Regions from separate parts of the Homo sapiens genome. Here region 2 is linked to region 1. A link is a contact called in ENCODE Hi-C or POLR2A ChIA-PET data. All regions are on one chromosome and are shown on one strand. Each heading gives the region's core, a stretch centred on a gene start or an enhancer-like site at or near the end of the contact. The rest is flanking DNA. Distances are from core to core; before and after follow the strand shown. Region 1 has its middle 150 kb from the start of C10orf126. Region 2 overlaps LOC107984174 (a long non-coding RNA gene).

The links. A loop is a pair of places that touch in the nucleus more often than their neighbours do. ChIA-PET counts read pairs that join two places held with the same protein, here RNA polymerase II (POLR2A). Pooled maps may share reads with other maps.
Region 2: a map of IMR-90 shows a loop between it and region 1 (6-fold over the local background). The contact joins two enhancer-like sites. A Hi-C loop is called at or near these places in 3 of 168 maps with a recorded cell type or tissue (Caco-2, IMR-90 and MCF 10A) and 1 of 50 pooled maps. POLR2A ChIA-PET finds 5 or more read pairs at or near these places in 2 of 52 experiments (PC-9 and WTC11).

What each region holds. Positions count from the first base shown.
Region 1 is chr10:28,989,271-28,994,290 of GRCh38, forward strand. No RefSeq gene overlaps it. Among named protein-coding and RNA genes, the nearest start is that of C10orf126, 150 kb to the left of the region's middle. RefSeq lists an enhancer at 1,586-2,785 and a silencer at 2,530-2,824. Within about 2 kb of position 2,626, at least 3 of the 41 ENCODE cell types and tissues checked have a DNase peak (open chromatin) inside an H3K27ac peak, as active enhancers do.
Region 2 is chr10:29,062,595-29,068,338 of GRCh38, forward strand. The region is part of intron 2 of LOC107984174 (a long non-coding RNA gene); the gene reads left to right. Among named protein-coding and RNA genes, the nearest start is that of C10orf126, 220 kb to the left of the region's middle. Within about 2 kb of position 2,262, at least 2 of the 41 ENCODE cell types and tissues checked have a DNase peak (open chromatin) inside an H3K27ac peak, as active enhancers do.

The DNA.
Region 1 (5,020 bases), core at 1,376-3,875:
GGAAGTATGAACACCACAGAAATCACCAAACACTACAAATCAGTAGTGGTCAACACTTTATAAATGCTCACTGGCCGTTTCACTCTGAATGAACAAAAGTCCCCATCTTCTGAAGAACTCACCAGGCCTGAAGCCTCCCCGCAATTCCCAACATACACCTTCTTCCCTAGTCTGGTAAGTTTATCCTACTGAAATACTACACCTGGAAGCCCAGCTAAAGTCTCACCTCTCTAGTGGAACTTTCCTTCTATTTTATTTATCTGGTCTTCCTGTTTTCCAATTCTTTTTATTTCATATACACAGTCTCACACTAACCTGTTCCTCAATGTCTCTGACTTTACTGTAAGTTCATAGACAGAGTCCATACACATTAGGTGCTCAATAAAGGCATATCAGGGGCTGGGCACGGTGGCTCATGCCTGTAATCCCAGCACTTTGGAGGGCTGACATGGGTGGATCACTTGAGCTCAGGAGTTCGTGACCAGCCTGGGCAACATGGTGAAGCCCTGTCTACAAAAATTAGCTGGGCATGGTGGTGCATGCCCGCAGCCCCAGCTACTTGAGAGGCTGAAGTAGGAGGATCGCTTGAGCCTGGGTGGTTGAAGCTGCAGTGTGCAGTGAGCATGTCACGGCACTCCAGACTGGGCAACCGAGCAAGACTCTGTCTCCAAAAAGCAACAACAAAAACAAAAGACAAATCACTGATGCAGGACTAGAGACCTGGCCCAAGATAATGTTACTAAGAGTAGTGAAAACAGATTTAAATATCATTATCATCTGATGGACCTAACCTTTCTGTCATTTGTTTCACTCATTTGCATAACCATCTGTGAGGTAAGCAATATTATCTGAACTTTACAGATGACAAAGTTAAGAAACTTGCCAGGTCAGACGGCTAGTAGGAGGCAGAGCTGGAACTTGAATCTGTGCTCTTTCTAAGAGGAGGAATTACTGGAGGAAAATGACCGAGGTTTCCATGGTAAATTGAATTGTGTTGGGAACTATACATGGTATTGGAGACTGCTCTGGTGGCACCATGAATGCCCTGACTTGGATACTCTTGTTTTCCAGGTAAAGAGACTGTATGTGGTGTTTTGACATTTTTCCAGAATCCCAATGTGCACAAGAGGCTTTCTGGGTGTGAGACATTTGTAACTAGGGGAATTAGTGCTATCCTGTTGGGCTGGCCTCTTGGAAGTGATTTGCCTTGGTTTTTCTCAGTGAGGGGACTGAAGTTGGGGAAAATGACAACAAGGAATTGTAGCCCTTCTTGCTGTGGTTGGCTGTGACAACACATGACACACATCATCCCCTCCACAACCAGAACAGGGATTCATGGGGACCCCAGAAGGCTTGACTGATGGACTAAAATGTGGGCTTTGATGGCCTCCTTCTTTTGGCCCTGCTTTTGTTTTTTATTGTTGTTGTTGTTGTTTGTTTGATTGTTTGTTTTTTCTGAGATAGGGTCTCACTGTTTTTGCAGGCTGGAGTGCAGTGGCATGATCACGGCTCACTGCAGCCTTGATCTCCCCAGGTTCAGGTGATCCTCCCACCTTAGCCTCTCAAGTAACTGGGACTACAGGCACGTGCCACAATGCCCAGCTAGTTTTTGTATTTTTTATAGAGAAAGGGTTGTGTTGCCCAGGCTGGTCTTGAACTTCTGGACTGAAGCCACCCTCCCACCTTGGCTTCCCAAAATGCTGGGACTACAGGTGTGAGCCACCACTCCTGGACTTGGGCCTGCTTTTGAATGATGCCAAGGCCGTCACGGTGGTCTCAAAGTCAAGCAATACAGTCAACCCAGAACCATGTTGGGCTCATCTGATCTTAGAGTCAGCCTCTCTCTGATACATTTAGATCATGTATTAGAACGGCAGCAAAAGGCACATGATTGTAGAGAGGGATGAGCTTTAACCAAGGTTAAAGAGCTTTGGCTCTTACTGGTGATGGTCCTGAAGTCAGTTATTTTGCCTCTCTTTGCCTCGGAGTTTCTTCATTTGCACAATAGGGGTAATGTTAGGATTAAAGGAGATAAAGTATGGGTCTAGTACATGGTCAATGATCATCAAGACGAAGGTTTTCTTGCAGAAATACAGGTCGGGCCCCTCAGCAGGGATTTGGCTGGTCCCACCTGATGTCATTCTTCCCACTAGTTTCAAACTGGGCTGCTCGCCTGTGGCCAGGGAGTGTATTCCAAAGCATTCCTGTTCGCCAGCTCAGGCCTCAGGGCTGCTGTGAAGCTGCAATTCCTTTCATGGAGCTCATGTGTGTGACAGGGTGTGCCCAGCTCTTAAAGTGCTTTGAAGAAAATGCCTTTGTGCTAAAAGCTCTATAAATATAAGGCGCAGACCTGGGCGTGGTGTTTCCAGAATACTCCCAATTTGATGTTAGCTGTCATCAAAGGCTCAGGTCATAGAAAAGTTGGAAATGGGGGTGGTTTGCCAATTCAGTGATTCCCCAAAGCAGAGATGATTGTTTTTTCTTTTTTTTTCCAACTTCCATTGCTTGATGGTACAAGGCCCATGTTGCCTTTCTTGTGTCCAGAACTACACAAACCTGATTTCAAGTATCCTTTTGAAGAATTACCAATTGCATACTCTCTCTCTACCCCTTTCTTCCCCACCCCACCCACCAACCATCCAGAGCCATCCAACAGCTCCTCCTGGTGGCCATTGCGGAGAGAGATTCTCTGATCACACACCTTTACCTTCAGTATGAATGTGCTTCATTCATTTATTCAACCACTTTTTATTGGTTAACTACTATGCACAAGGCATCTTGCTAGATGCTGGAGATACCAATAGAACAAATAGGGTTCCTGCCTTCATGGGGTCACAATTCTGTGAGGAAACAGACAAACAAGTGATTATAATTACACAATGACTGTGTCATAACAAAAGTATGTACAAGAGCATGGGGGAGGAGCAGGAAAGGAACCTAAGGCATGTTGATATTGAAGCTAAGAAGGCCACAACTTCAGGGCCTTCTCATTTGCATGGTCCCCTTCTGAGGCCATATCACATGTGCATATAACACACACACACACACACACACACACACACACACACACACACACATATTTTTTTCAGACAGGGTCTTGGTCTGTCACCCAGGCTGGAGTGCGGTAGCGATCACAGCTCACTGCAGCCTCAAACTCCTGGGGTCAAGCGATCCTCTCGTTTCAGCCTCCGGAGTAGCTGGGATAACAGGTACACACCACCACACCTGGCTAATTTTTGTATTTTTTGTACAGACTGGGTTTTGCTATGTTGCCAAGACTGGTCTCAAACTCCTGGCCTCAAGTGATCCTTCCTCCTCAGCCTCCCAAATTGCTGGAATTATAGGTCTTAGCCACCATCCCTGGCCTATGGTCATAGATTTTTATAAAATTTACAGGAGTAACCCATTTTGAAGGAATCAGTTAAGATTACACTTGTCTTCTGCACTAACACTTACTGTCATATTTCTCCTGTTATTGGGGGACATGGAAGCAGGAAAAGTTGTCTTTGGAACTGGCTTAGGGAGGGTTGAGTTGGGGATAGAATTCATTTGGGTTTAGTGAGGTTTTTTGTTGTTGTTGTTGTTGTTTGTTTTTTTTTTTTCTTTTTTTGAGATGGAGTTTTGCTCTTGTTGCCCAGGCTGGAGTGCAATGGCGCGATCTCAGCTCTCTGCAACCTGCCCCTCCCGAGTTCAAGTGATTCTCCTGCCTCAGCCTCCCGAGTAGCTAGGATTACAGGCATGCGCCACCACACCCGGCGAATTTTGTATTTTTAGTAGAGACGGGGTTTCTCCATGTTGGTCAGGCTGGTCTCGAACTCTTGACCTCAGATGATCGGCCCACCTCAGCCTCTCAAAGTGCTGGGAATACAGGCATGAGCCACCATGCCCGGCCCCTGGGTTTAGTGAGATATTTTTATGGGTTCATAGTTAAGCTATTGTCAGGCTTCCTTGTGTAGGAGCAGCTTCCAGAAATACTTCTATCACCCACCTTTCTGACTCAGCAACGCTGTGACATAAAGCTTCATGATCAGAGGCTACATCACAATTTAAACATGTCTGCTAGCTCCGGACACCAGAGCTAGGTGAACAATGGAGGAGAAACGTGATTTAGATAGATGGAGCCAGAAGCTAGTCTGCGGAATGTTCTTCAAATTATCAGACGTGTCACTTTGTAAGCAGAGGATTTGGTTGTGGGAAAACTTGAGAGAGGCTTCTGCAGATGTGGGAGCAGTTTTCAACACTTTTTTTTTTTTTTGAGACGAAGTCTCACTCTTGTCCCCCAGGTTGGAGTGCAATGGCACGATTTTGGCTCACTGCAGCCTCTGCCTCCTAAGTTCAAGCAATTCCCCTGCCTCAGCCTCCCAAGTAGCTGGGATTACAGGTGCCTGCCACCACGCTCGGCTAATTTTTGTATTTTTAGTAGAGATGGGGTTTCACCATGTTGGCCAGGCTGGTCTCGAACTCCTGACCTCAGGTGATCCGCCCACCTCAGCCTCCCAAAGTGCTGGGATTACAGGTGTGAGCCACCGCATCCGACCCAGTCTTCAATGACATCACTACTGAGTTTTGAAGCTGGAAGACATGTTTTCAAACAATCTATAGGCTAAAGCAAATCACCATAAAGTGTTAGAGCAAAGAGAGTGGATCTTTTTTAATCCTCTGTATAGAAAAAAAAGGTAGAAAATTGTTTTATGAAGAAGAGATCAGCGTTTGCAGCTAAAAAGTAGAGGAAAGAGAACTATTCTAGAGGCATATGAGGCAGTCACTATTTCTGTGGATTTTGTAATATCTGTGGAATTTGTCAGATGTTATTGTGATATGTTATGATTTTATACTCATTCTAAATAAATGTTCATTTTCATGCCTAATTTTTCATTTGTAATTCTGGATTCTTTTCTTTCATACTTCAGACTCTATACAACTTGGATCAGGCCTGGGAAAGAGACCCTAAGTGTGTCCTGGGGAGGACCAGTGGGGCTTCATGGAGGGTCAGTGTGGGTGCCAAGAGATGGAGGAACCT
Region 2 (5,744 bases), core at 1,012-3,511, 73 kb after region 1:
CATATAACCAAACACCACTTATTCCCCAGAAACCTATTGAAATAAAAAAAAATAAATTTTTGACTGAATATGCAATAGAGAATAAGTTCTACTTATTCTATTTTATGGAATGAAGTGCTGCCCTTCCTACCAAAAAAAAATTTTTTTTTTTCTGAGATGGAGTTTCACTCTTGTTGCCCAGGCTGGAGTGCAATGGTGTGGTCCTGGTTCACTGCAACCTCCGCCTCCCAGGTTCAAGCAATTCTCCTGCCTCAGCCTCCCAAGTAGCTAGGATTACAGGTGCCCATCACCACGCCCAGCTAATTTTTGTATTTTTAGTAGAGACCGGGTTTCAGCACGTTGGCCAGGCTGGTCTTGAACTCCTGACCTCAGGAGATCTGCTTGCCTCGGCCTCCCAAAGTGCTGGGATTACAGGCATAAGCCACCACACCTGGCCCAAAAAATTGTTTTTAAAAAGAGAACAAATTCTGCTCTTCTGAAATTGAGTGAAAGTATGATGAGAGAAATTGAGTGAATGTCTCATAGAGATGCCAAGCTAGGTTTTCTGTTGTTAATTAGATCACTGAAAAATCTCATGCTATAGGATACATTTGAATAATTTTTTCTACCACAAAATGTACAGACAATAAAATAATGGAGTGGTCTACCCACTGCCAGTGTCTAAACTGAACGCTAACTGTAGCAGAAGGATGCTTGTAGCTGAAACCCAATTAAAATATCTTAAAGTATACAGACTTTTCTCTTTTTACATAACCAAAAGTCTGGATGTCTCAACACTGTCATCAAGGACTTGGGTGCTGTCACTCTTTCTACATCTTTAATGTGTTGTCCAGGTCTCTAGGTGTGGCATCTCATGATTGCCAGATAGCTTCTTAGTTCTAGGGTCATGAGCACCCCTCAAGAGTGCCTTGCTGGAGTATGTTCTCACATGCCTTTCAGATATCCCCTGGCCCCACACTTTGGAAATACAGTCAGGCGTGGTGACTCACGCCTCTAATCCCAGCACTTTGGGAGGCCAAGGCGGGCAGATCACCTGAGGTCAGGGGTTCGAGACCAGCCTGGCCAATGTGGTAAAACCCCATCTCTACTAAAAGTACAAAAATTAGCTGGGCATGTGGTGGCACCTGTAATCCCAGCTACTCAGGAGGCTGTGGCAGGAGAATTGCTAGAACCCAGGAGGCAGAGGTTGCAGTGAGTCGAGATTGCGCCATTGCACTCCAGCCTGGGCAACAGAGTGAGACTCTGCTTCCAAAAAACAAAAACAAAAACAAAAACAAAAAACCCCCGAAATACTAGAATGTTAAGGGGACCTAGAAAACTTTGATTATTGACATCACTCAACTTCATCCTTGAAGAATGAGAAAGAGCTCAGCCTCCCTGAAAGGAAGTGACTGTTTAGATAAGGATGAGCAAAACAGAGGTACTGTTAGCAAGAAAGAAATGGGGCAATGCATATTGGAGAGGGACCCTAGAGCATAGGTCTCAATGGCAAAGTCAGTAATAATTAAAATGAATCATCAAAAAAAAGGTGCAAGTGCCCTGCCTTGGATTTTCCGTAACTCAACACCTCTGGATTCAGATCTGATTTCAACTGGAATCCATGTCATGGTGTGGTCTCCCCCACATTGACTCATAACTATAAGCTGAGTTTTGGTGAAGTGAATCTAATTTTCCCTTTGATTTATTTTATGATAAGCTTTCCCCACATTTTCCTGTAGTCTGAATTTAAAACAGTTTGTAAGAGTGTGATTAAGCAATGGATCAAGTCCACAAAATATTGGGCGATATAACACTTCATCCTTCTGGAAGTGCTTTGTAACTGCAGACACTTTTCCTGACTCACTATCTGTCCTCCTTGGGTCGCCACTGTTGTTCAAACTCTGCAAATCTTTGAACTGTCTGACTCCATACTTATCATTTCTGCCCCTGCACTCTCATTCTCTTCTTTTGTCTGAGAGTGGAGAATGTCTGAGAGATTGCATCACAGTCACGTTAACCCTTGGTACTGCACAGCCTAACAGGATAAGAAAGGTTCAGTCTGGATAGGAACTAGAGCAATCAGACATCTATTCATATCTCAACGTCCTTTTGTCTGAAGGATTTTGGTTTTAGAAAATTAATTTGTGCTCTAATGTATCAACTTGGCAAGTTAGAAATCTGTAAACCAAGGTAAACAATATTTTTTGCTCTATAAAATCGTACACGTAGACACCACAGAGTGCAACTTGAAGAGTTAAAAAGTAAAACCCAGTGAGCAGCAAGCAAACTGCCTTTGCTCCCATTTGCCTTAGGGGAGAAAACTTTTCATGGTAGGGATTGCAAAACAACCAACTAAATAACTTTTACATGATTAATGGGGTGAAGGTTAGACTAAAATGTGATGTCTTCCCTCCAAAAATTAGGAAGATTTTAAAAACTCTTTCCTTTATTTAGTACAAGGAAGGCTGCAGTTTTCATTTTATTATTATTTATTTATTTACTTATTTATTTATTTTTGAGATGGAGTTTTGCTCTTGTTGCCCAGGCTGGAGTGCCAATGGCGCGATCTCTGCTCACTGCAACCTCTGCCTCCCGGGTTCAAGCGATTCTCCTGCCTCAGCCTCCTGAGTAGCTGGGATTACAGGCACGTGCCACCATGCCCAGCTAAAGTTTTTAGAAGGAAGAGTGTATTTGCTTTAGAAGAAAATGAATCTAGCCTGGCACAGTGGCTCACACCTGTAATCCCAGCAGTTTGGGAGGCCAAGGCAGGGCGATCGCTTGAGCCCAGGAGTTTGATACCAGCCTGGGCAACATGGTGAGACCCCATCTTTATAAAAAAACGCAGAAATTAGCCGGGCTTGGGGTCACACATGCCTGTAGTCCCAGCTACTTGGGAGGCTGAGGTGGGAGGATCACTTGAGCCCAGGGAGGTTGAGGCTGCAGTGAGCCATGACTGCACCACTGCACTCCAGCCTGGGATATAGAGTGAGACCTTGTCTCTAAATGAAATGAAATGAAATGAAATGAAATGAAATGAAATAAAATAAAATAAAATAAAATAAAATAAGGGAATCTCCAGAATTTCAGTATTTTAGCAGCAAATATCAGGAGTATTAGCCAAATCAATGAAAACTAGGATAAATAACATATGTTTAAATTTTAAGACAAAGTTTTGATTATGGGAATTAAGAAGTCTGTGCTACTAACATATCCTCTGTGATTATAGGAAGGCACATTAAGGTACAAACTCATATCAAAGGAGGAAATAGACAAGTATGGAACAGACATAAAGACAGTTACATAGATGAAGGAAATATTGGGATGTTGATGTAGGAAAAGAACATGGTCCAGGCCTTCTTGATGTATTTTGCAAAGGTTCATAACAAGCATGCTATGCCTTTCTATCATTTGTGGTTACTTAATAAATGGTACATAGTTCATTCTATACATGGTTCAGTTCTTCTAAACTAATTTTTTGTTCTTTATTTAAAAACAAAATTGTAAGTTTGAAAAAAAAAAAGTACAAGTCTTCCAGGGGTGCAGAAATGGGTTGAGGCAAATGATTTTTGTAGCTGAGAATCTGGACCCTCAAGTTGGCAAACAAGCTAGTTGACATCAGATTGGGTGTATACAGGGCCTGCTCTTGTTTGTTTCTGTTCCAAGGTTACACAGATGCACTTATAAACTGACCAAGTAGTGCAGAGGGAGGAGGCCCCCTTTTAAAGATCCTTTTAAAGAAACTGCTTCTATATTGATCCAATTTTTTTAAAAGTGAAGAAAGCGATTATACCTTGGCTGGGTGCAGTGGTTCACACCTGTAATCCCTATGCTTTGGGAGGCTGAAGCAGGAGGATCGCTTGAGTCCAGGAGTTCATTCAAGACCAGCTGGGGCAACATAACGAGACTTCATCTCTATAAATTTTTTTGAAAAAATATAAACAGGTGTGGTGACATGCTTCTGTAGTTCTAGTTATTCAGGAGGCTGAGGCAGGAGGATTACTTGAGCCCAGGAGTTTGAGGTTACAGTGAACTATGATTGTGCCATTGCACTCCAGCCTAGGTGGCAGAGCGATGGCCTGTCTCTAAAGAAAGAAAGAAGAAAACTGTTATACCTGTTTTTTTTTCTTGGGATCCTATGTTTGAATTCATTGCCAACATTTTCTTACCAGGTAGATATAAAGCTTTTACAAGGTTATTCATGGCTATTTGAATACATCCTTTATTTGTTTCTCTATTCCCCTGTCCATCTTCTTCAGTTACACACCCTTCTGATCTCTCTTCTGTCTTGAACCCATGAACCCATGATCCTTTGATGTCTCTCCTTGATCCATGTCCCCACTCCAGATTCCAGAAGCTCATGCTGCCCTTTCACTGATAAAATGTTCCTTTTCAATCTCAACACTGCCATTACCATCCAGACAAAATGAGAATCAAATTTGTAGGAATACAGATATGTAAAGCAGAGATTCTTGGGGAGTTAAAGGGACTTTAAAGACAAATGGCAAATGGGGCGATAACATTTCCAAGCAAAAGGTATTCTTATTATATGAAAAGTTAACACAAATTAGCAAGGATAAGATCGACAACTCAAGGAACAAGTGGGGAAAATCTCTGCCAAAAAGCAGAAAAATTCAATAAGTGTATAGTTAATACTTTCAAGCTCATTTTCAGTCAATGGAATGCAAATGAAAGAGTGACAGCATTTTTTACATATCAGAATGTCAAAGGCTGAAAAGGATTATAATTACTCATGCTGGCAAGAGTGTGATGAAATGAGCATGTCGGGGGCGGCTGTTGGGAGCCTACATGTGTACAAACTTAGCCTGGGGCATTATCAAAGCCTTCAACATGTTTCTGGTCTTTGAAGTAAGAACACTTCCAGGATTTTATCCTAAGGAAATAATTAGGGAAGCATGCAAAAACTTTTCTGTGCCGGGATGTTCTGTGCAATGTTATTTGTAATACTTGAAAAAATGGAATCATTAGCTGCACAATATTAGAAATCTAGTTAAATAATTTATTTTTATAAGAGAATCTAGTTATATAATTTATTTTATATAAAATCACATTGTCAGAGACTTCTTGATTTATGGGGCAGGATCACATTATATTAAGTGAAAATTGATGTGTTTTGTGACAGCGTGAGGTGCGAAAGGCAGAAATGGGTTTTAGAGTCAGATGACAGGTGTTTGAATTCCAACCTTTTCACTGATCGGCAAATTAACTTGGAAAAATTACTTAACCTTTCTGAATCTCAGTTTCCTCATCTGTAAAATGGGGATAATATGTTAACAGGCCTGTTGTAAGGTTTAATTAAGAGATTGTATGTAAAGTGCTTTGCCAAGGACCTAACATGTAGAAAACATTCAATAAATCAACAATGCTATTTAAGTCACCCAAATGTCACTGAGACTCATTAGGCTATCTGTAATATGTAAATGACTCTCATTAACATCAGTATCAATAAATTTATGTCCTTGCCCACCACTTGCTCACACAGGACCTCTGATGCAACTTGTAAAGTACACTCTCCTCTGAATATTTCAGGGAGGCCCCCAAGTACACCTAAATTAGTTTCTTATTTTCACCAATCAGCTTCTGCTACATTGTTTCTTGCAGATTTCAGCCATTATCACTCATTCATCTCTGTGTGTGAAATACCTATGATTAAGCAGCTCTGTGTTACCCAAATATACATTGATGCATCCTGGCCCATTTTCATGGATTTATACCTAGCTGAGGGGAAGAGAAAACAAATATTTACA